Regions from separate parts of the Homo sapiens genome. Here region 2 is linked to region 1. A link is a loop called in an ENCODE intact Hi-C map of the cell type or tissue named here. Cell type or tissue: Calu3. All regions are shown on one strand. Each heading gives the region's core, and the rest is flanking DNA. Links, peaks and the distances in the headings are about the cores only. Region 1 overlaps S1PR3 (sphingosine-1-phosphate receptor 3). Region 2 holds the start of LOC124902202 (a long non-coding RNA gene).

Region 1 (12,344 bases), core at 9,842-12,341:
GCAGGCATCAGAACCACCCTGTGAGCTGGTTCAGACAAAGATTGCAGGCCCTTCCACCCCCCTGGCCCCGCCAAGTTCCTGACTCCCTAGGTCTGGAGTGGGGCCCGGGAATTTGCATTTCAAAAAATCTCGAGGTGATGCTGGTGCAGCTGCTCTGAAGTCTTGACTTTGAGAACCACTCACTAGTGAGAGTTTCCAGCCCTTACCTGTCTCTTATTGATGGCTTTCCCCCCTCTAATTTATAATTATGCTTTCACACCACTTCATGTCACAGATCCCAGGGTCCGTGCTGTGAATTTAAAAGTGGAGAATTAATAAGCATTTATAACTCCATGCAACCATTGCTGGCAGCTTAAATGCCATCTGCCAGCCATAATTTATTTATAATGGGGTTTATACATATTTATAAGTTTGCAAGCAACAAATGCACAGTTTTAAAACTGGCACATTTTATAGCAGCCAGAAAAATTGCAACTTTATACCAGGACTTGTGAATGTGAATTGCATATGTATATACATATACGCATATACTTACATTGATTAAAAACGGATCTGCATCTCTGTACACACGCAGATTGGCTCTGTGTTGTGCACCTTGGGACTCCTCCCTGGGCTTTGGTTTTACAGCTAAGTAGGAAGTCAAACAAACGTGAAGAATTTGGGAATTGGCAGGCTGTGGCATCAGCCATGGAGGATGGTCCTGGATGCTGTAGGATGTGAGATCCAGCACAAAGAGAACAAGAACAGGACATGAGGACCACAGGGATTGGGGGAACCCACTGTGGGAAATGACAGAGAAGCCAGTGGGGGAAGACAAAGAAAGAAGAAGGTGGAGGCAGAATAAAGGTGAGAAGAAGGGAAGGGGAGGATAAAACAAGTCCAGATTTAGATCTTCCTTCATGCAGCCATGCATAGCTGTCTGAGGCCAGCAGGGAAGGAGGAGAAAGGGAAGGTGTGGTGGAGGAGGCTGTGCTCGTGATGTCATGCTTTCGTGTATTCCCAGGTGCAGCTGCATATACTTGGCACAGTTTCTTGGGATTTCTAGCCAGTTTCTTGGCCTCATTTGTGCATTAGTTAATATGTGGCTGGCCCTGTACTGGGATGGTGGGATAGAGAAGTGAATGTATGAGGCCTCTGCCTGAGTTTATAACCTAGAAAGAAATAAAGACACACACACACAAAGGTGTTGGAGTGTGACAAGCCTTAAGGTACCCGTGTGTCCAAGTAAAGTAGAACCAGCAAGGGTGGAGTGCCCAGGTCAGTCTGGGGACTCTGGAGGCTTCGCACTGCAGGCGTCAGATACTGAGTGTTAGTGGCACGGAGAAGAGTGTGGAAGGCTCAGGATGGGGGTGGACAGCCTGGAGTTGTCACTCTCAGTAGAGATGCTAGAAGGGGCGGGAGGTGATCCCAGCCTCCCTTCTTTCCTCCTCCTGGCTGTCACAGATGCTCTGAATTGATGAATCCTTCAGGCCAAAAACACACAGGCTCCTTCCCTAGGTCTGGAAAAATGGTTCTCGCTGAAAAAGCACCAGGAATAAAATCTCATACAATTTTAGGTGTCTATTTTGTTGTCTCACCTTGAAATACTGCAGACAGAAAAACATGCACATGGGGAGCTGTGGTCCTGAGCTTTGAGGTAATGAATTCCCACTCATGTGATCATTTTTACCATAACCAAAGTTTCTAACCATCAAAATCAAGTGACAATTAAAACAGGCATTAATGGATAAATCCGTCTTTAAATATTAATGGGGTTAATTTTGTTAACAGCTATGTGTTGGTTGCAAGTGGAATGTTCTCTGTTCATTTGACTTTTGAATATAACTTGTTCCAGAATATTGTAAAATTAAGTATGTGAATGTTTCTTTGTATTCAGAATTAAACATTTGGTGTTAAAATCCCAGGATTAGGAGACAACTCCATGTAAATTTAATGTGTAATAATAAGATAATAACTTTTTAAAAAGCATTTGGATGGCAAATTATACATACTGACAAATGAATATTATCTGAAAGTTGTTTTGTTTCCATTAACTTTTGTGAAACAAAAAGAATTACTGTAACAGTCTATGTCTTGGCGTATTGCCAATTCACCACTTTCTACTTTGTGCTGGAACAGAACTGGCTTTTTTGACATCCCTGAGGAGTGGAAATGCAAAACGAATTTCAAGTTCTCTAATCTTTGTTCTATGACAAATGAAAAAACCTAAGTTATCTGGTGTTTTGGAGATTTGAGAATACAGCAGGTGAAGAGAATTAGCTTAAATTCCCTCCTCCCTTTTGATAAATCCACAGGGATTCCTTCACTCTGTCAGGAAATGGTGTGGTTTCCAAGCATTAGCCCTTCATGATCTGTCTGGTGCATTTCTGTGCTCCTGGGATCGCCAAGTGCAGGCACGGCATCGCATCCCCAGGTGTCATCCTGTGACCCAGGAGGGGAAGATGACACACCCAATTTAGGTAATGCTGCACTTCTTGTTATAATTGGTTATTGGAAAATGTGCCTTTATTATCAGAACAGTGGTGTGCGCATTTCTGATTATGGAGCTAACTTTTGGATATCTGACTTAGATACTAAAAACATTTGGGTGTTGCAGTTTTGCACTTGTAGATACAACTTAAAAGCATGAAACTGGTGATTTAATTAGATGTTTTCTATAAAATGCACCTTGTTACATTTCTGTGAAAGGGTCTTACCAGCGTGGAATAACTGGCTCAAGGGTTGAGAGAAACAACCATTTTCTAAACAGTTAATTGTTTAAAGGACTATACATGTAAGTCTGCAGGCAATAAAGGCTGTTGTGAAAAGTATCTTTCATTTGGATGATGGATTTTGTATTGCCTCACAAAAGAGAGGAGGGGAGCTTGAAACTTTTCTCTAAGAAGTAGGTATTTTCAGTGATTCCCTGGGGGACTGCTTAAAAAACAGTCACAACAAAGCCTCGTCCCATTCATCAAGGCTGCGGAATGAAAATGCATCCGGGCAGATGTACTCCTAGAGAACTCACCTTACCTTCTAGCTCTGGGGCGGGCAGCTGCGTCCTCACTTGCGTTGGGACATTTCATCATGAGTTGTAACAAGCATCGCTACCAGAACAGTTATGCCGAGCACTGGCCTCCTCTTTACATAGCAAGTGGGACAGAGAGGCTAAAATGGACCGTTTGTGTGGGAGAAAGCTAGTGTGCAAAGGTTGGTTCTGACCTATTCTCTCCTGCTGCATAAACAACAGCAAATGGGGCAGGACAAGAGGTCCCATGTCTTTGAGCTGCACTTTTATTACCATGGGTCTTAGAAATTTCTCCCTATCAAAAGACCATTCTCAAAATAGTATGACCTACCAAAATTGGTGTAAATAGCACCCAAGGCACAGACGCTTCATTAAAATACCACCTATGATAGTGGGTAAGAAGAAAGGGGAAAGGTTATTTGGGGTTCTGAATGTGGTTTAATTCCTGAAATGCTAAGAAACACAGGTGGGTAGCAAGCCTGCAACAACAGTGCGCACCCCTGCAGTGGGGAGGGCACCCGGTGAAAACGATAAAACAATCCCATCACATGGACTACGAAGAGTGGGTTTCCACAAAGGCTTTTGGTTTTATTATTATTATTTTTAACAAACATACATTGGAAATAGTAAAGGTTTCTAATTGAAAAGAGACCTAATGCATAGTTTCTCTGCAGCATAGAAGACCACCTGTTTCCAAACTTCAAGGTTAGGGCTTTGAAACATTCCCTGGTAAATTATCTCCAGCTGGCTAGCTAGTTAGGCATATTGGTGCACATTGGTATCAAAGGTGATTATTTTTTGCATTTAGCAAATGAGCGCTATTACTTTTTTGATGTATTTTTAATTCAGATTGCTCAAAAGTCTTGTTATTTCAAGGGAGCCTTATGTCATACCACAAATATTGATACCTCCTAGTGGAAATGGTGGCTGTGGGCTCCCTAGTAGAGTTAATGGATGAAGGCTGAGATACTTAGATACTGCGGACATCAGGGTTATGGAGCAAAGTGTTATGAACAATAGCTACAGAGAGCTCCAAGTCTCCCAAAGCAACTCATAACTATAACACAGATAAAGTTCCAAAGTCATTTCATCACCTATGTGAAAATGCAATACTGAATGTTTTGGCTCTCTGATGCATTTTGTTGTTGTTTTATTTATTATTATTATTATTTTTTGAGACAGAGGGTCGCTCTGTCACCCAGGCTGGAGTGCAGCGGTGCGATCTTGGCTCACTGCAATCTCCGCCTCCCGGGTTTGAGCAACTCTCCAGCCTCAGCCTCCCGAGTAGCTGGGACTACAGGCACGTGCTATCGCATCCAGCTAATTTTTGTATTTTTAGTAGAAACAGGATTTCACTATGTTGGCCAGGCTGGTCACAAACTCCTGACCTCAGGTGATCCACCCGCCTCAGCCTCCCAAAGTGCTGGGATTACAGGTGTGAGCCACTGCGCCCAGCCTGTTGTTGTTTTCTTAATCCAGTACTTTAACGTTTTACTGTCCTAGAAATGCCCTGTGTTTTCTCATGCTATTTCATAAGAGAATATGCTACTTTTCATTGATGTCAAGAAGGCAACAGAAATGCTCCTGGGGAAGATCTCCTTACAAATAGGTTTCATCTCATCAGTAACAAAAATTAGAAAAGCCTTTGGTCAGCCCATGGAGGTGAGTTACTCTGAACCTATGAAAATGTCTCTTTATAAGAGCAAATTGCATCAGATGACAAAACAGGAATCAATTTCTCTTAGAAAAAGTTAGTAATGTGTTAAGACTACTCTTTTAGGTTTTATTCAGGCAAATGCTCACTGAACCTAAAATACTTTAGGGGACTCTGATGGGAGGTTCCTTTGAACGCTGGTTGGTTTTGTCCTTGTTTTTAAAGAGAACTCAACACAGCAACTGTGTGCTTATGAAAGTTCTACAAACGTGTTCACTTTTCTTTCCATCTATTTGTATAATACGTACAATCCTTGGGGAAGAGCATGTACAAAAATGTCTTCTAAGTAATCCCTTTACAAGGTAAACAGACTGCTACGGGTTCAACTTATGTTGAAAAGTAAAATTACAGCATCACATAGGTATTATTACATTACTCTGAAGAATGCATAAACTGCCAGATCACATTTTCTAACCTGAAAATTAAACTTCTTTCACTGATAGTCACGATCAGTGCCAGCTTTCAGGATGCTGTGAAACTGCCGGTGGCCACAGCTACTTAGCTGTGATGCCACGGGGGATTACTGACTTGCTGCTTTTCTAATATAGAAACAAACTCAACATAGAATCAAAGTGCTGTCTTGTGAATCTCTGCTCATTTCCTGGACAGCTTCCATTTCCTGAAGCAGACCCCTGCCCCACTGGCGTGGGAAGGTGAGCCAGGCCAGCCGTCTGCTTCTGCTTCTCCTTCATAGGCTCTTTCTTTGGCCCATCTGGGGGCACAAGCTCCTGGGTGATCTTGGCTGGCTCTTCTGTAATTTGCAGAAACCTGAAAACCATCACATAATTGGGCTTTGGAATACGATTAAAATTACGCAGGGACAAATGACTGAAAGGACAGGACACAGGGCTGGTGTGGGTCAGACCCACACATCTGGGGCCAGCCTTGGACAAGCCTTTTTGGGGAATTTGAACTTTTAAAACTTGGTTAACATGAGAATCATGTCAGTCTAAGGAGACCAGGGATGGCATGTCCACCTAGTTCAAAACAATGTCCTTGTACTGGGGGTTCAGTCTGAATCCACTTGTATAACCTGTTACCTGTGTGTTGTATGGAGATTCTATGTAGGTACCACATGGCAAACACCTGCAACACAAATTCTGTGTAACATAGAGATGTACGAATATACAAGCATCCATTCTACGCACAGGAAATGTAGTGTAAAATCATCAAAACACCATTCAGAGGCACACGGAGAGGGTCACACAGCATTGTGTGGCCCACGACCTTCCCTCTCTGTGAACAACAGGGAGGGTGTCTAGGATGCAGCAGAAGGCAGTGGATGATGTCAGCAGCTTAGTACATCTGAAAGACTCTGGAGCCCAAAGTGGACAAGGCACGTTGTTTACACTGAAGCGGGGTGGTGATTCCTTGGGCCCCCTCTGTAAGAGACATCCACACTGGGCAGGCTGTTGGTCAAAGTAAGGTAGCTCTCCCGAGTCACAGCTCTTGAGGGGCCCCTGTGGAAGCGACGCATGCAATAAATAAGAACACAGCCGCAGAGCAGGGCGCATGGAGACGATCAGTTGCAGAAGATCCCATTCTGAAGTGCTGCGTTCTTGTCCATGATGCAGGATGAGGGGGCTGTGTGGGGCAGGTCTTCCTTGACCTTCGGAGAGTGGCTGCTATTGTTGCTGCTGCTTGATTTACTTCTGCTTGGGTCGAGCGCAGGCTGGATGGGTGAGGCGCGGGCCCCCCGTCCCCTGACCAGGCAGTTGCAGACCAGACGGAAGAAGGCCCGCCGCATCTCCTTGCTGGCCAGCGTGTAGATGACCGGGTTCATGGCGGAGTTGAGCACAGCCAACACGATGAACCACTGAGCCTTGAAGAGGATGGGGCACGCCTGCACCCTGCAGGCCACATCAATGAGGAAGAGGATGAAGAGTGGGGACCAGCAGGCGATGAACACGCTCACCACAATCACCACGGTCCGCAGCAGTGCCATGGACCGCTCCGAGTTGTTGTGGTTGGCCACCTTACGGCTGCTGGACTTCACCAGGAAGTAGATGCGTGCGTAGAGGATCACGATGGTCACCAGGATGGCCGTGAAGATGCTGATGCAGAAGGCAATGTACTTCTTGGAGTAGAGGGGCAGGATGGTAGAGCAGTCAGGGAGATTGTGCAGGCAGTTCCAGCCCAGAATGGGCAGGGCGCCCAGCGTGAAGGCAATGAGCCAGCACATCCCGATCAGGAGGAAGACGCGGTGCCTCTTGTTGGCGTCGTAAGGCCTCATTTTGATCATTGTCAAGTGCCGCTCGATGGCGATGGCCAGTAAGCTGCAGGTGGACGCCCCAAGGGCCACGAACATACTGCCCTCCCTGAGGAACCAGACCGTGGGAGACAGGCTGAACGTCTTCTTGCCAGACATCAGAATGTTGACCTTGTAAGCGATGCCGGCCAGCAGGTCGCAGAGAGCCAGGTTGCCAATGAAAAAGTACATGCGGTTGTGAAATTTATTGTTTTTCCAGATGGCAATCAAAACCATCAGGTTCTCCAAGACGATGAAGCTGCAGATGACCAAGAAGAGCACGGTGGTGAGCGTGCTGCCCTCGGAGGCCTCCTTCAGCCTGCCCGCCAACTTCCCCACGTACTGGTAATGCTCCCGCAGGGTCTCGTTCCCCCGCACCGGCTGGAGACGCGGCGGGAGGGCAGTTGCCATCACTTGGCATTCACAGACGATTAGCTCCAAAATCCACGAGAGGGCGCCCCAGGAACATTCATTTCAAAGGGAAGCGGGGCTGAGGTTCCGGCTTCATTCAGCAAGGCGTGCAGGCCAGACTCCAGCGAGGGCGTTGAAAAAGGGCTCCTGCCAACAGATAAAAAGAGGGAGCGACCATTGATAAAACGATCGCCGCCTAAGGGGCCACGGCAACGCTGTTGGAGAAAGGCATGAAAAACGTGGAAGTACTGGGATGGCTAGCCACGTCAGGCTGCAGAGAGGGTCTTTAGACACAGGCTAAATTCCTAAGTGATTGGGGGACACCATGGGAAGCGATTTGGTGTCTGGAGTTGCCGGGAAGGGAAATTCAGTGCATGAATTATTGAATCCTGTAACAAAGATACACAGACCCAAGTACAGCTTCCATCTGGAAATCTCCAGGCACTAGAAAATGCTAACTAGTCCTCATCTAGGGCATGGGAGCTGGTGACCCATTATCCCAGTTACTCAGGGAAAAGCAGGATTTTCTCAGGACCAAAAAGCAGGATGGAATCTGAATGATGCCGGTTCAATTTCTAAAACCTCCCTGGTGAGTTTTACAGTGACATCGTGGGAAGATCCCGCACTTCCCAGATGGCATCCCCTGGATCCAGGCCCAGAAATCAGGTCTGTATGGGCTGTAGGTCGGCCTGGCAGAGAGCCCTGAGGCCTGACCATGCAGCCATCGAGGGACCAACAGTGCATGTCTGGGCAGTGCCCATGCAGACACCGCACTCGTGAGCAGTGAGTCCAGAGCCCAGCGAAGACAGAACATCAACCTGCAAAAACGGGACCCAAGTCTACAGATGATAAAGGAAGGACAGGAAAGCAGTGACAATCACACTGACTGAGTCTGGCTTGAAATTCAGAGCCCTGAATATCAAATAGAGCATGGGTGCATGTGAGCCAACAGAAAAGTGGCACATTTGGGAACACAGCGAGAGAGGGAAAGTGGTGAGTGAAGGCCTCAATGGATTCTGAATTCCAAACTCTTCCCCCACGAGACCTCAAACACTTGCACTCAACCACACCTGGTAATATCGATCAGCCTTCTGTGATGTTGATGACGCCACACACCCAACTATCAAGGTAGAAACCGCTTTCAGTGGACTCACTTATTTTATTTTATTTTTTATTTTTATTAAAAAAAATTTTCTTTTGAGACACAGTGTTGCTCTGTCACCCAGGCTGGAATGCAGTGGTGCGATCTCGGCTCATTGCAACCACTGCCTCCTGGGTTCAAGTGCTTCTGCTGCCTCAGCCTCCCAAGTAGCTGGGATTACAGGCACCCGCCACCATGCATGGCTAATTTTTGTATTTTTAGTAGAGACGGGGTTTCACCATGTTGGCCAGGCTGGGCTCGAACTCCTGACCTCAAGTGATCAGCCTGCCTCAGCCTCCCAAAGTGCTGGGATTACAGGCATGAGACACCGCACCCAGCCATCATTTATTATTTGAGTATTTAAATATGTAATTAAGTTCAAATGAGGCTAATTTAAAAGAGCCTACTGTGTGTATCCAGTGAATTTTTTTTAACTTTTACGATGTTTGAACCACAGCCCTAAATTTGCTTCAGAGACACATGAACAACTCACCAATACTATGGGCTCTGCATTTTAGGGTGTGATTGACTCTGAATCTCATCCATGCATGAGTTTATTCCCAGGTACAAATCAGTCCCTTGAAGATCCAGGGCTTGCCTGGGTGGGGCTGAGAAGCAGAGGTGGCTCCAAATGGTTTCTGTATCCTCGTGACCCTCTGGAGTGCTGAATGCTGTCAAAGCCCTCCTCTCCCTACATCAATTTGGGGGACCTGGATTTTCTGAGATGGCCCCTTGCTTCTTTGCAAAGATTTTTTTTCCAGTGTCCTGGAGCTTGGTGGTGTTGGTTGCTCTGGAAACCCCGGGGGCGGGGGGTTGGCGGGGGGTAGGATGTCTGAGCTGACGTCTGTGCTCTGCCTGGAACTGCCCTGACCCTTCCCAGCTGCCGCCTCCTGAAGTCACAGAGGCCTTGGGTCGAGGTCAGCTGGAATGCCAAGTGCTGGCAGAAAGGCTTATGTGTTGGCCAAGGCCCTCTGCTAACTGCAGAAAGAAAAAGCAGCCAAGTTCCAAGTCCAGGCTGATGATGCAGGATGAGAGGAGGTTGCCTGCCCAGATCTCTCCCATCACTCATGAGCCATGACAGGCAGCGCAGGGCCCGGGGCCTGCCTCCTCGAGCTGTGGCTCACCCATGCCAGCCCTACTTGGCTTCCCATTCACCTGAGAAGAGACCATGTCTTGCCTGTAGGTTCTCCTGGAGGCAAACAGGACAGTCCAGTGGGCAGCCTTCCCCCCAGCCCCTCCCTCTCTACCGTTTCTGAATTTTATTTAAATCTTGCCCATCCTTCAAGCCTCAAGTCAAATTCCACTTGCTCTGTAACATTTTCTGGAATCATGCCAGCCCCTGGTGACTTTTCTCTGAGGCTGCATGCCACTTCTGAAAACGTACTGCAAACTGTCTCTTTAAATGGGGCAATACCACAGTCAGCAGCATTTTCTGAGCATTGAGCTTATCCATTAACACAGGGACTTTCACCATGGGTAAGTTCACAGTACCCTCCCCAGCATCCTGTACACTGATGGGTGCTAAAAAGATACTGTCCTTTTAGTTGTTTTTGTTTGTTTTTTGTTTTGTTTTGTTTTGTTTTTGGGATGGAGTCTCATTCTGTCACCCAGGCTGGAGTGCAGCGGTGCGATCCCGGCTCACCACACCCTCCGCCTCCCCGGTTCAAGCGATTCTTCTGCCTCAGCCTCCTGAGTAGCTGGGACTACAGGCGCCCGCCACCATGCCCGGCTAATATTTGTATTTTTAGTAGAGACGGGGTTTCACCATGTTGGCCAGGCTGGTCTTGAACTCCTGACCTCAAGTGATTGCCTGCCTTGGCCTCCCAAAGTGCTGGGATTACAGGTGTGAACTACCACACCAGGCCTAGTATTGCTTATTATTTCTTTCTTTCTTTATCTGTGAACAGGAACTGGAGAATCACTATTTCTGATTTTCACTTTGCTGGGTTTCCACCCCTGATCAGGGGCCTCTCAGGGACACATGTGCTATGCCCGGCATGCACCCTGGCATGAAGCCGGGTATGAAGACAACCTGGGCCATCAGGCTGTCTCCTGCCACCTCCGGTACCACTGCACAGTGCTGATGGGGACCGCGAGGGCTCTGCCGTTTCCCACACGAACAGCCACTCATGCTCATGGAAAAGGCATGGAGCAAAGGCAGTCTGTGAACAGTGCCCTGTGCCAGCATCCTCCCTCCCATAGCAACTGGGGCCAGAGCCCTCACCATGCTGCCAAATGGATGACCTGCCCGGCTCACATTGCAACCAGAGGGGCCATCACCTGGCAGACAGCCAGCTATCCATGACACCACAGTGTCCTGGTTTATCCTACAGATTGCTGGGATACCCACTCCAGTATGTTGGGTTTCTGTCCCAGAAACCGACAAGCTGCAGACAAACCTTGGTTCCAATGTCAGTGATTCCTGAGGCCCCTTTTCCCCAGCTCACGTAGGGATTCAAGTACAGCTCCATGTTCCTCATCCTTTTAGGTAATACTGGCATGTCGTTATGATTCAGACTGTTCTTGTACTAACTCAGCTTGCCTCCTGTGCCTCAGTTTCCCCCATGACAACCTGACCCTACCATTTTATACATGTCCTGTCTCCTCTGAACCTTCTCCACACCTTTGCTTTTGCCATGCATCCAACAGCCAGATGTGGACTTGCTCCCGGGAATGGAGAGAAGAGGGTGAATAGACCCACGGCTTATACAAAAATTGATCAGAGCAGAAAACAAGCAAACAATTAAAAACTAATAACCAGCAATAAAATAACCCCAATAAACATAGTATAAGATTTGCCAGAGACCCATCAAAATCATGAATCTTGAGGGCAAACATATTTTCCCATTAATGTTTGATTTATCATTTCCCTTATAATTAAATATTCATCCCTCAAGAAGCATATTTGTCCAGAACATCTTTTGTTAAATATGATTCTCTGCATTTTGCATAAGTGGAAGATATCTGGCTGTCTTTGGAATCTAAAAGCTCATTTTCTCTGGATTATCAACATTTACAAAGCAGGCCTCATCCCAAGAGTTAAGTGCTGGGCTAAAGGCCAGATTGATTTTGGATGCGTCTACACATTATTGCGCACGGTTAAAAGCATCTCATGGACAAGAGTTCCCCTCCGCTCCTGAGGGGTACCAGCCACAGACCTCAAGTTTGCTAGAAGAAAGCTCAAAGCCCACCCCGCCCTGAGGCTCCTGGAGTCAGCAAGCCCTACTCAGGGCAAGAGGGGAGTCAGTCACTCTGGCGGATTGGTACTAACACTGCCAGGCACGGCAGGAGTGCTGGGCACTGCAGGCACCAGCAGGCCTGGGAGGCTGACCTGCCCCACCACACAGAGATCAGTGAGACCAGCACCCAGGCCAGCAACAAGATGGGCCGGACCCTGCAGCCTTCCTTGTGCCCCTCCTAGTCACCACCTGTCCCCAAGCATGACCACTACCTGGGATAGGACTCTCCCCTAGGTGAGTTTAGCCTGCTTCTGACCTTCACGTGAATGAAACCCTACAGGATACAATTGTGTCCATTGCTTTCCTCTCCCCATGATGCTTGTACGAGTCATGCACATAGATGCACCTGCATGCTGAATATTCTTGCTCTCATGGTGTGGGTAGATACACTACCCTCTATTCATTCTTGTTTATGGACATGGGGTAATTTCTTCCATGGCCCATGTGTTGATTATCATCAAGTAGCACTGCTGGGATTGATTGAGGATGTTCTCTTGGCGAACACATGTCCATGTTTTCGCAGGTCGATGTTGATTTGTGAGCGGTGTGTTGGTGTCTGAGATGGGCTTTAACCATGACTCGGA
Region 2 (12,560 bases), core at 5,807-8,306, 890 kb after region 1:
TTGAAATGATCTGACATGACCTCAGCATGCTTTATCTACTGAGGTTATGCAAAAGCGGTTCCTGGACTACATGTTCTGATTGGACGAGAGAAAAACCTCTAGGCCTACTTTGATTGGACTTTATTTTCATGCTGTGGTTGGTTGTTAAGACTTGCTCTCATCCAATCAGAACATGATCATGAAGTCCAATCAGAGTAAGCCTGGAGGTTTTTTTCTCATCCAATCAAAACATGCAGTCCAGGATCCTCCGTGGGCATAACGGCAGTATATAAATGATGCTGAAAAGAAATCTGGTCTTTTCAGGTTCCCGTACTGACGTGTCGAGGTGGTCGCATCCCGGCGTAGAGGACTAGGAATCGGGAGTCACTGGCCGTATGCTGGAGGCTGGAGACGCGGGAGCGTGGCTTGCCTCGCTGCGGTTGTTGGCAGCGATGGAGATGGCGCGGCTGGAGAGGTAGAAGAAGGAAAACAGTTTTGGGATAGTTGGAGGGGGGTAAAGAGGGTAGTTAATGCCAAGGGGAAAAAAAGGATAGCAGGAGAAGGGGTTGCAAAAAGATGGCGGCGAAAAGATGGTGGGGAAAAAAGTTTTTGGGTACATGGAGGCAGAAAAACAGGGTGGGGAGCGGGAGGGAGGGAAGGTTTTGCAGAAAGCCGGTGGGTAAAAAGTGTTTCGATAGATGGAGGGGGGAGAGAGTGACGAGGAGGAGGAAAGAGGGTGGGGAGAGGGAGCAGGGATTAGAGGGTTGGGAAAACGACGGGAAAATAGTTTGGGGTAGATACAGGACAAAAAAGAGGATGGCAAGCAGGATTGGGGAAAGAAGAGCACGAGTGGTAAAGGGGGGAGACTTTGAAAAGATGGTGGGGAAAGTTTTGGGGGGTGGATGGAGGGGGGAAAGAGGAAGATGAGCAGCAGTGGGGAGAAGGCTTTGTGAAAAGATGGGGGAAATGTTTTTGGGTAGATGGAGAAGGGAAAGAGAAATGGCAAGGAGGAACGGGGGGAAAGACGATGAAGAACACAGTTTTTGGGTGGATGAAGGGGGAAAAGACGGTGGTGAGCAGCAGGAGTGGGGAGAAGGTTTTGGGAAAAGGCGGGGGAAAATGTTTTTGCTTAGATGAAGGAGCAAAAGAGTGTGATGCGGGAAGGGTAAAAAGAGGGTGGCCAGGGATAAGAGGAAAAGACGGTGGGAAGAAACAGTGGGGAAAGGGTTTGGGTCGGTGGATGGGGAAAAGGGTGTTGAGCAGGAGAGTAGAGAAGGCTTTGCGAAATGATGGTGGAGAAAAATGGTGAAGAAGTTTGGGGGCAGATGGAGGAAGAAAAAGGGTGGCCAGAGGGAGGGGGTCAAAGGTGGTCGGGAAAAGAAGGTGTAGGGAAATGATGGTGGGGGACAAAGGTTTTGGGTAGATTTTTTTAATAAGATCGTTTGTATTTTTTCTTTTGAGTAGTTTGAATTCTTTATATATTTTGTGGATGAACCCATTGTCTGATGCATAGTTTGCAAATACTTGCTTCCATTCTCTGGTTGTTTCTTCATTTTTAAAAAATTTTAATTTAATTTAATTTTTTTTAGACGGACTCTCGCTCTGTCGCCCAGGTTGGAGTGCAGTGGCACGGTCTCGACTCACTGGAAGCTCTGCCTCCTGGGTTCACGCCATTTTCCTGCCTCGGCCTCCTGAGTAGCTGGGACTACAGGCGCCTGCCACCACACCCGGCCAATGTTTTTGTATTTTTAGTAGAGACGGGGTTTCACCGCGTTAGCCAGGATGGTCTCGATCTCCTGGCCTCATAATCGGCACGCCTCAGCCTCCCAAAGTGCTGGGATTACGGGCATGAACCATTATGCCTGGCCTTAAAAGGCTAATTTTTGTCTTAAGATTTGTGGTAAGGAAGGAGAAAGAAACAAATTAGTAATCACAAATATACATATAATCACAATATGCAGTAGGTTCTATAAAGGAAAAACAGGGTGTTATGTGGAGTTTAACAAGGACAGTGAATTATAATAGTAGGTTCCATGGAGAAAGTCACCTAAGAAAGTTATACTTTAGCTCCAACATGAAGAATAAAGACAAATGAGGCAGGTACGGTGAGTGAGGAGCAGTGGCCCAAACAGACCAGAGAGTGAATGGCCTGACCGGAATTTTTTGGAAAGAATTTGAAGGAGGTCAGTGGGACTAAATCACAAAACAAAGGAGGATGCCAAAGAAAGGGTGTGGACATTGGCTGGGCCTCGTCAGCTACTATAAAGATTTTTTTAAGAACCCTAAATGCAAAGGAAATCGTTCCCAGGCTTTTAAGCAGGGGCATGATATTATCTGAATTGCATTTTAAAAATCTCACTCTGGACATTGTATAAATGATAGATAGCAAAGGAAAAGGAGTAGCTTTGAGGGAAAAAACGAGGAGCCTGGGAAAACAGAGCAACTCTAGGTGTGAGATGAAGACTGACAGTGCTTCAGAGTGTATTAAGAACATAGGGCACAAAAACATATTAAAAACGTGAAATAAAAAGCACACATCTTAGGCCGGGCATGGTGGCTCATGCCCATAATCTCACACTTTGGGAGGCCAAGGCAGGCTGATTACTTGAGATTAGGAGCTCGAGACCAGCCTGGCCAACATGGTGAAACCCCATCTCTACTAAAAATACAAAAATTAGCCAGGCATGGTGGTACACACCTGTAATCCCAGCTACTCAGGAGGCTGAGGCACAAGAATCACTTGAACCTGGGAGGCAGAGGTTGCAGTGACCCAAAATCACGCCACCGCACCCCAGCCTGGGTGACAAAGCAAGACTCAGTCTCAAAAAAAACATAATAAGATGGGGAGGACTAAAGACAATGAGGATCTTAAAAGTAGTCAGAGGAAAACATACCAGGAATAATCAGTTGCATTTTTATATACCAGCAAAAAGTTACATTAAGTAGATTTTTAAAAAGATACTTAGAATAACAAACACATGATCAATCTATTATATACATGGCATGATAAATTTAGACTGTTCAAAATATATAACACTTTAGTCAGAGGTATTAAAAGAAAAACAATAAAGTTATGATAGATGATCATGGATGGGAAGACAGTAACATAAAGATTTTGGTTTTCAAATATGATCATATATGCAATACAATTTCTGTCAAAATAATGACATTTTTATGGAAATTCCAAAAATATCTTAAATTTTATATGAAAGATAAGAGGGCCAAACATAGCCAAGACAATTTTGAAGGAGAACAAGGCAAAAATTAGCACAGAGAGGGCATGATTTAAGTTTATAATAAATTTGATAGGTGATAATAGAGCAAAGATAGTGGTTGTATAAGAGAAGAGAATAGAGGCTAAGGAACAGAATCACAATCATAAGGAAATTTTATATATGACCAAAGTGGCATTGAAAATAATTTGGGGCTGGGTGCGGTGGCTCACACCTGTAATTAAAAATTAAATTATAATTAATTTTTAATTAAATTATAATTAAAAATTATATTATAATTAATTAATTTTTAATTAAATTATAATTAAAAATTATAGGGAGATACAGAGAATAAAGATACAGAGAATAATGTCATAAATACTTTTGTACTTATTACACAGAAAAACAAATCTAGACATTTCATTTCGGACACATTTATCAAAGAACATAAAACCATTGGAGAGAACGTTGAAATCTCTATTTTTAATTTTCTAAGCCTCATTCCCCTACATCAATCCCCAGAAGCTGCCACTACTCTGAATTTGGTATTTTTTTAGCCTTATTCTGTTTGCAAAATATTATTTTGCACGGTTTAATATTTATACCATTATTTCAATTAAAATTTACTTTAAAATTTACATAAATGGTATCACACCTTATGTTTCATTTTGAAACATTTTTATCCATTTTATTTGTGTAAAATGTATGCATGTTGATACACATGGTTCTGGATCATTTCTCTTATTTACTGAAATATTCTACTATATGACTATAATTTATTCATCTGTTTCTTCTTTTAGACATTTTTGCATGTCCCTGGGGCTTTTCCCTCTTATGAATAGCACTGCTGCTATGAACACATTTTTGTGCACATCTTTTGGTACACATGTGCAAGTTTTTTTTCAGGTGTTTTCTTGGTCATAAGGAAAAGATGTTTCTAACTCCTCTATATGTTGCCAAACTACTCTTTTGAGTGGTTCTTCCACTAGCAAAATGAGAATTTCTGCTTTTTCATATTCCAGACATCATTTGATATACTAAATTCCTTTAAAATACTTTGCTAGTCTTATGAGTTTGAATGGATCTCCTTTTGTTTCATTTTGTATTTCCCCAATTATTAGTGAGGTTTAATGTCTATTCAATTATTGAGCCATGAGTTTTCTTCTTTTAAGATTAAAATGTCTGTTTTGTCCGTTGGACTGCTTTTGTCCAATTGATGTGTAAGAATTCTTCAGATCTTTTTATACCAAGCTTTTGCTTATTGTTGCTGTTGCAAATCTATTTCTCGATATTGCATCCGGAGTTGGTTCCTTTGGGTGGGTTCGTGATCTCACTGACTTCAAGAATGAAGCCGTGGACCTTCATGGTGAGTGTTACAACTCTTAAAGGTGGCACTGACCCAAAGAGAGAGCAGCAGCAAAATTTATTGTGAGGAGCAAAAGAACAAACAGTCCAGAGGGTGGAAGGGGACTGGATTACAACTACTGGCTGGGGTGGCCGAGCTTTTATTCCCTTATTTTCCACGCCCATGTCCTGCTGATTGGTCCATTTTACAGAGTGCTGATTGGTCCATTTTACAGGGTGATGATTGGTCCAGTTTACAAACCTCTAGCTAGCTACTGAGCACTGATTGGTGCATTTTTACGGAGCACTGATTGGTGCATTTTACAAACTTCTAGCTAGCTACAGAAAAGTTCTCCAAGTCCCCACTCAACCCAGGAAGTCCTGCTCCCTTCACCTCTCAATATGTCTCCTATATTTAGTTTGTCTAGCATGTCTTCTGTAGTACTCAATTTTTTAACTTTAAGTCAAATGTATCAATTTTTAGTTTATCAGCTAATTAATTTTCATGTCAGATTTTCCCATGAGTTAATCAGTCATTTTAAAGAATCGTCTTTCATTTTGGTTTGTCCGCTTGGTTTGTTGGTTTCTCTTTCTCTGATTTCTGTTCTTATATTTACTAATCCTTTCCTCTCCTTATTTCAGCAGACTCTATTTTTATTTTCTAGCTTTGACTACTACCTTCATCTTAGTCTTTCAGCAAATTCATTTTAACTCACTTTGTCTGCGTTTTTCATATTTTGAAGTATACAGTACTTTTAGTGACAACAGTTCTAGAGATTTTCCTTCTTAAACCATGGTACACTTAAAATTTTTAAGTTTAAATGAAATAATTTATATACATACTAGAAAAGGAAAACAAGTTATCTCCCATTTCTCCTGTCCCTCTGTTCCCTCCCCAGATGAGGGCAACCAGATTATTAGAGTGCTAACCTGGGTTACTTAAACTTTATGTTATGTAAGATGAGAAAAATTGGTGTTTATTTGAAATGATACATATTATTTACTTTTCTGTTACATAAATGCTATCATTTAAACAAAGTGAAATGATGAATTTATTATTTAAACAAAAACAATAGAACTAGTTAACAGTGGCAATTAGTAGTAGGGCTGATTAAACAAAAAATATGTGTGAGGAAAATATAACAATATTTTCATAATTTTTTTATTCTCTGACAACTTATTTTACTCTTTATTACATTTAATAAATTTTGTAGGTCATATAATTGTGTATTCTCAAGATACATGTGAATGTTTTAACAAGGAGAATGTACAATAGGACTAACTAAAGAGAGACTACCTATATTTAGTTGAAAACAACAATGACATCTTTTTTCTGTACCATGAGACAGTGGGATATTTTTACTCTTTCTGTTTCATTTTTCTTAATACTTCCCTGAACTGCTGTACCCTTAAGTCACATCAGTCACCTCACTCGCTCCTCACTTAATGCCCCATTGCAGGGAACCCCAAGTCGTGGGTGCCAACATCAGTGGGCAATGGCCATGGTAGCAGGGGATCTGTGCTGTACTCAGCCCCTATTTTTTAGGATGCTCTATGAGTTTTGTACTTTTCCCTCAACTTTCCTCATCCATCATGAAAAACTGAGATGTCTTGTATCCTAGGACTGAGGACTTTTCCAGAGTGTGGGACTGACAGTCCTGAGCAAGCCTGGACACTTGGCCACCACAGCAAAGTAGTAATTTTAGCTCTCTTAGCTGGTTCTCTTGGTCTTAGTCTCCATATTGCTAAATAACATACTTATATTGCTATTTCTTGATTATTCTATCTCAGATATCATTTACTGTGTTTTAGTATGAAAATGAGGATTTGACTCTCTTTCCAAATCCTTTTTTCTTAGCTCCAGTGTATTTCTTTTTGTTGCTTTACACATTCACTTTTTTTGGAGAAAACTATGCAGTGGCTTCCCAAGAAGTGTTGCATGCGAGGGGAGTCTTTTAAAAAATAAGTGTTTGTGCATGACCCCCACCCCTCACCCCATTGTTTCCCACCTGGAAAAAGCACACAGAATTGTTTCCAGATACTCTAAAACAATGGCTTTACAAAGGAAAAGAGTCTTATCCCAAAAACACACTCTTTTCACTTATCCCCAAAGGAGACTAACCATAAAAAGTTTTCAAAACTGAATCAAGATGTCAACACCTTCATTTTTAAGAAGGACTCTAAGGTACCTATGCTGCCAAAATGCCTGCACCATCCTCTCGCTCCATTTCCACATTCACAGGGGCTTTGCAGCATTCTTAGGACAAGATCTTTTCAAGGCAACTCTTATTAACATGTGTTAGCTATTTCCTTATAGAGCATCAAGGTAAGAAAGGTTGATAATATTATTAACCATGCCCCTGCTTTGATGTGGTTATGGGAAATTGAGCGGCTCAGCTTTCCTGGTCACTGGCACTAACCTTTCACACCAGGATTTCCTGCAGTTTAAGGGTGAGAGACTGGCTAGGGGAATGGTGATGTCTTACAGCAAGCCTCATTTGCTTTTTACACGTGGTTTCTACAGACTACTCAATTTTGTCCAAAATCTAATGCTCACCTTTCTTTACAGTGCCATCTGCTGCTGCCTCTGACTACTGCATTTTCCCCCGTTTGCTTAGTCCACGCCCAGTGTGGTAAAAGATGGGAAAGAGAAAGCCATCCTCTCATTAAAGTAATTGGTCCGGCATATACTAAGCGTCAGGCACTTTTTTTTCAGACACTACAGAAATATATCGACACAGGCAAAATGTATTTTCTGTACCCTATAGTCTCACTTAATAATGGGTACATTAGGCTGGGCACAGTGGTTCACGCCTATAATCCCAACACTTTGGGAGGCCGAGGCGGGTAGATCGCCTGAGGTCAGGGGTTCAAGACCAGCCTGGCCAACATGGCTAAACCCCGTCTCTATTAAAAATACAAAAATTAGCCGGGCATGGTGGCTCATACCTGTAATCCCAGCTACTCAGGAGGCTGAGGCAGGAGAATCACTTGAACGTGGGAGGCGGAGGTTGCAGTGAGCCGAGATCGCGCCACTGCACTCCAGCCGGAGACAGAACGAAACTCCGTCTCAAAAATAAATAAATAAATAAAATGATAGGTACAATAAGTAACATCAGGGGATGATATCAAAGAAAAATTTAACATATAAAATGCAGAGATACTGATGGGGTGCTGTTTTATACAGGGTGGTCATGAAAGACCTTTCTGCTAGCTATTTCTGAATGTAGTGTAGGCATTGAGCCATGTAGATGTCTGGGAGGAAATTTTCAGGCCTAGGATCAGCAAATGTGGAGATCTAGGAGGATCATTCAGCAGAGGGAACAGCAAATACAAAGGTCCTGAAGTAGAAGCACATGGGGCATTTTCCAGGCTGTGGGAGGAGGTGGTGCCCGAAAGTAGAATGAGGGAGTGAGGCGTTGCTGATGGGGGCTGAAGTGGAAGCCATGACCAGGTCATGGAACATTATGTTGGCCACAGTGAGGACCCCGAATTTTTCTAAGTGTGATGGGAAGCTACTGGGCAGTTTTGAGCAGAAGAGTATCACAATCACATTCAGATTTTGAAAGAATTACTCTGTCTGTTACGCAAATAGCCAAGAGCAGAAGAGTAGACAATGATGCCATCCTGAGGGCTAGCAATGGAGGCGAAGGGAAGAGATTCTGGGTTTTGGATATATGTGAAGAGAACGCTGAAAGGATTTGCGAGCAGGTTAAATATTGAGTGTGAAACAAACACAGATGTCGATGATGCAGAGGTTTCGCCTGAGCAGTAGCGTGAATGGCGGTGCCACTTTCTGAGACTGAGAATCCTGCTGGAAAGCAGGTTTGGGGACAAGAACAAGAGTCTGGTTTTGGATGTCGATTTACTTTTGCATTTTGAACCAACATTGCATTCTAGGAATAAATCCCATTTGGTCATGACGTGTAATCCTTTTAATGTGCTGTTGAATTCAGTTTGCTGGTATTTTGTTGATGATTTTTGCATCAATACTCATTAAAGATATTGGTCTGCAGTTTTCTTGTAGTATCTTTGGCTTTGGTATAAGGGTAGTGCTGCACTCATAAATATGAGTTTGGGAGTGTTCCCTCCCTCCTCTTTAATTTTTTGAAAGAGTTTTAGGAGGATTGGTATTAATTCTTCCTTAAATATTTGGTAGAATTCTCCAGTGAAGTCATCTGGTCCTGGGCTTTTCTTTGTTGAGAGGTTTTTGATTATTGATTCAATCTCCTTACTAGTTTTAGGTCTCTTTAGATTTTCTATTTCTTTATGATTCAGACTTGGTAGATTGCGTGTTTGTAAGCTACCAAGATTATCCATTTTGTTGGTTTATAATTATTCATAGTAGTCTCTCATAATTGTTTTTATTTCTGTGGCATTAGTTGTAATGTCTCCTCTTTCACGTCTGATTTTAATTATTTAAGCCTTTTCTCTTTTTTTCTTAGTCTAAGGATTCATCAATTTTGATCTTTTCAAAAAACCAATTTGTAATTTTATTGAGTTTTCTCTATTTTGTCTTCCATGTATTATTTGTTTATTTATCTTATTTTATTAATTTTTTATTGAGGTGGAATGTGGCTCTTGTTGCCCAGGCTGGAGTGCAATGGCACAATCTCAGCTCATTGCAACCTCTGCCTCCCGGATTCAAGCGATTCTCCTACCTCAGCCTCCGGAGTGGCTGGGATTAGAGGCACCCGCCACCACACCCAGCTAATTTTTGTATTTATAGTAGAGATGGGGTTTCACCACGTTGGCCAGGCTGTTCTCAAACTTCTGGCCCCAGTTATAAGGCGTGGTGGTACGTGCCTGTAATCCCAGCTACTTGGGAGGCTGAGGCAGCAGAATTGCTTGAACCCTAGAGGCAGAGGTTGCAGTGAGCCAAGACCATGCCACTGCACTCCTGCCTGGGCGACAGACTCCGTCTAAAAAAAAAAAAACTACTCTTCCGCATAAAATATCTCCCTGGGTAACAGACCACTGCAAAGATGACTACAGATCTCTCTTGTTGTGTATCTATATGGAGAATACTGAAAAAACCATCCTTCTCATCAGTTTCCATTGGGAACCATGTTACAAACTACTGCGGTTTCTGTGTGTGCATGTGCGTGTTTCTGTAAAATTCTGCTACATCAGTCTTTTCCATACTATGCACTGAAAAACACCAATGTCAGAAACAACTCAAATATCTACCAACCCAAATATCTACTGAAATGGATAAACTGACTAGAGTGTGTTGATACAATAAAATACCACTGAGCAATAAAAATCATTAACTATGATACATACAACAACACTGATAAATCTCAAAAACACTGTGTATTATGAGGCCAGGTGTGGTGGCTCACACCTGTAATCTCAACACTTTGGGAAGCTGGGGAAAGAGGATTGCTTGAGCTTAGGAGTTTGAGACCTGCCTGGGCAACAAAGTGAGACCCTGTTTCTATTTAAAAAAATTTTTTTTAATTGGGCTGGGCTCGATGGCTCACGCCTGTAATCCCAGTAATTTGGGAGGCCGAGGTGGGCAGATCACCTGAGGTCAGGAGTTCAAGACCACCCTGGCCAACATGGTAAAACCCCGTCTCTGCTAAAAATACAAAAATTAGCAGGGTGCGGTAGTGCGCACCTATAATTCCAGCTACTTGGGAGGCTGAGGCAGGAGAATCACTTGAACCCGGGAGACAAAGGTTGCAGTGAGCCCAGATTGTGCCATTGCACTCCAGCCTGGGGGACAGACCGAGACTCCAAAAAAAAAAAAGAACCTCTGAACCTCTGATGCACGTGGAAATATGAGGAAAGAGGAGGAAGATGGAAGATGGAAGGACTCACGGAGCATGCAGCTGTCAGTGCTGTGCTGTCTATGTGGAGCTGCCTGCCCCAACCAGCATCTAAGTGTATCCAGGATGCAGATTCTCTGAGCAGCACCATGGTGCTTTATATACTTTATATTTTTACAGGTATTTTATGAACCACTTCAGAAAGCTTTCATCAAGCTCAGGTTTAAGCTGATGACCTAAAATTACATGAAGTTCCTAAAATTATATGAAGAAAATCTATCCTGTTATGAGGCTGGCCAGAAGGATAACCGGAGAATCTCCAGCTATGTCATCAGCTTCCCAGATAAGCCATGGTCAGGGGCCCTTCCTCTAAGCTTCCTGGGACTCCATGGATAGGTGAGGCTTCTGGGCAGCAGTCGCTCATCTTTCTGTCCCACTTCAGCTGCAGTGAGAAGAGATAAAGGGAACACTGCATATTGAGCCTCATTTAGTTTTGTCATGCACTGTGCTTTTGAAAAAAGGCAAATAATTGTCAACATGTAAAAACTGAGAAGGTTCATACTAAAAATAGATTCTGATTTTTCTAAAAAAAAAAACACTGAGTTTGGATTCATGCTGTCTTGGATAATAGACATCAATTTCTTTTTTTTTTTTTTTGAGACAGAGCCTCACTCTGTTGCCCGGGCTGGAGTACAATGGCACAATCTCGGCTCACTGCAACCTCTGACTCCTGGGTTCAAGTGATTCTCCTGCCTCAGCCTCCTGAGTAGCTGGGATTACAGGCATGTGCCACTACGCCCAGCTAGTTTTTGTATTTTTAATAGACAGGGTTTCGCCATGTTGGCCAGGCTGGTCTTGAACTGCTGACATCAGGTGATCCACCCGCCTCAGCCTCCCAAAGTTCTGGGATTACAGGCGTGAGCCACTGCGTCCGGCCCAGACATCAACTTCTAAAAAGTCATCGGGTAAATTGATGGAGATTGCATACTTAGATCTAAGAGTTTAATTGCTGACACTACTTCAGCTATAAGCATTAGCAGAAAGTAAAAAATGTATGCTTTTGAAGGGGTTCAGAGTTTGGGGGTTCAGAGTATGATGCTCCAAAACATGCCACTGTAGCATTGGATTTATTCTGAGCTAAAGGCAGTTGAGAAAAAGCAGACACAGGATGAGCCCTTTGCCCTCCCTCTCTATGCCTGAAAAGTAAAATACAAATTCCCCTTGAAAAGAAGTCCCTCCCCATTCCTGTGTCAAGAAGGGAATAATGACCTTATCACTGGAGATGAGATGGCACCCAGAAAGAGCCTAGACAAACAAACCCCGCTAACTAGCACTTACTGTCCATTAGCTTCCCTGTAGATTTACCCCCTCGTGATTGGCCATCCCTAGAAACTCAAAGGTTTTTTTCCTTTGTCTTATTACTTCTCTGCAAATGTATTGTTCTTTATGAAGATGCCACATAAACCCACGATGGAACCACTCCTTTGAGTTACTCATCTCTGAGTGCTCCCATGTGAATACATGGTGCATATGTTAACAAACTTCTCTTCGTTTTCCTCTTGCTAATCTGTCTTTTATCAGTCTAATTTGCAGGACCCCATTCAATGAACCTAAGATGAGCAGAGGAAAAAAATAACAGTTTTCCCTTCCCTATAGTTTCTTATGAAATATTCTTTTGTTGAGCAACTGACTTGAATATTTTGATACTTCCAGATTAAAAGTATTCCTTATGTGCAAAGAAATACAAATGGTTATTGTTAGAGGAGGTATTAAATGCATTGATTGAATTATATTATTTTATAGGTCTTATTCATCACATTAAAAGTTTTGAAAGATCAATATGTGTTCTTGTTTAACTAAAAAGAGAAGACAGATGTTAATAACAATTCACTTATTAAACTAATTCTGTTATGTTGTTAATTAAATTTTTTTTTCTTCAAAATAACCCCTAGGGACGCATTAAAAAAGTCATTAAGGGCCAGGCACAGTGGCTCATGCCTGTAATCCCAGCACTTTGGGAGGCCAAAGTGGGTGGATCACCTAAGGTCAGGAGTTCAAGACCAGCCTGGCCAACATGGAGAAACCCCATCTCTACTAAAAATATAAAAAATTAGCCGGATGTGGTGGTGGGTGCCTATAATCCTAGCTACTCAGGAGGCTGAAGTAGGAGAATCACTTGAACCTGGGAGGCGGAGGTTGCAGTGAGCTGAGTTCGTGCCATTGCACTCCAGCCTAGGCAACAAGAGCAAAA

The links. Hi-C counts contacts between places; a loop is a spot of excess contacts. Peaks named below come from ENCODE experiments on the same cell type or tissue, not always from the same donor. Only the 100,000 strongest peaks of a DNase experiment are listed, where the experiment ranks them.
Region 2: it touches region 1 in a loop (15-fold over the local background); 6 of 110 quality-filtered maps call a loop at or near these places.

Annotation. Positions count from the first base shown.
Region 1 is chr9:88,996,237-89,008,580 of GRCh38, reverse strand. S1PR3 (sphingosine-1-phosphate receptor 3) reads right to left here. Exons shown (of 2, transcript NM_005226.4): 2 at 3,426-7,527. The coding sequence starts at 7,380. The coding sequence ends at 6,244. It overlaps SHC3 (SHC adaptor protein 3), which reads left to right. Exons shown (of 12, transcript NM_016848.6): 12 at 1-2,810. LOC124902206 reads right to left here and starts at 1,063. Exons shown (of 1, transcript XM_047424308.1): 1 at 404-1,063. The coding sequence starts at 1,063. The coding sequence ends at 404. RefSeq lists enhancers at 9,034-9,533, 9,534-10,035. In Calu3, for the core only: no CTCF peak of the experiment used is centred there; no DNase peak of the experiment used is centred there.
Region 2 is chr9:88,101,148-88,113,707 of GRCh38, reverse strand. LOC124902202 (a long non-coding RNA gene) reads left to right here and starts at 244. Exons shown (of 2, transcript XR_007061649.1): 1 at 244-454; 2 at 7,105-7,223. LOC124902203 (a long non-coding RNA gene) reads right to left here and starts at 7. Exons shown (of 4, transcript XR_007061650.1): 1 at 1-7. In Calu3, for the core only: no CTCF peak of the experiment used is centred there; a DNase peak (open chromatin) is centred at 7,127.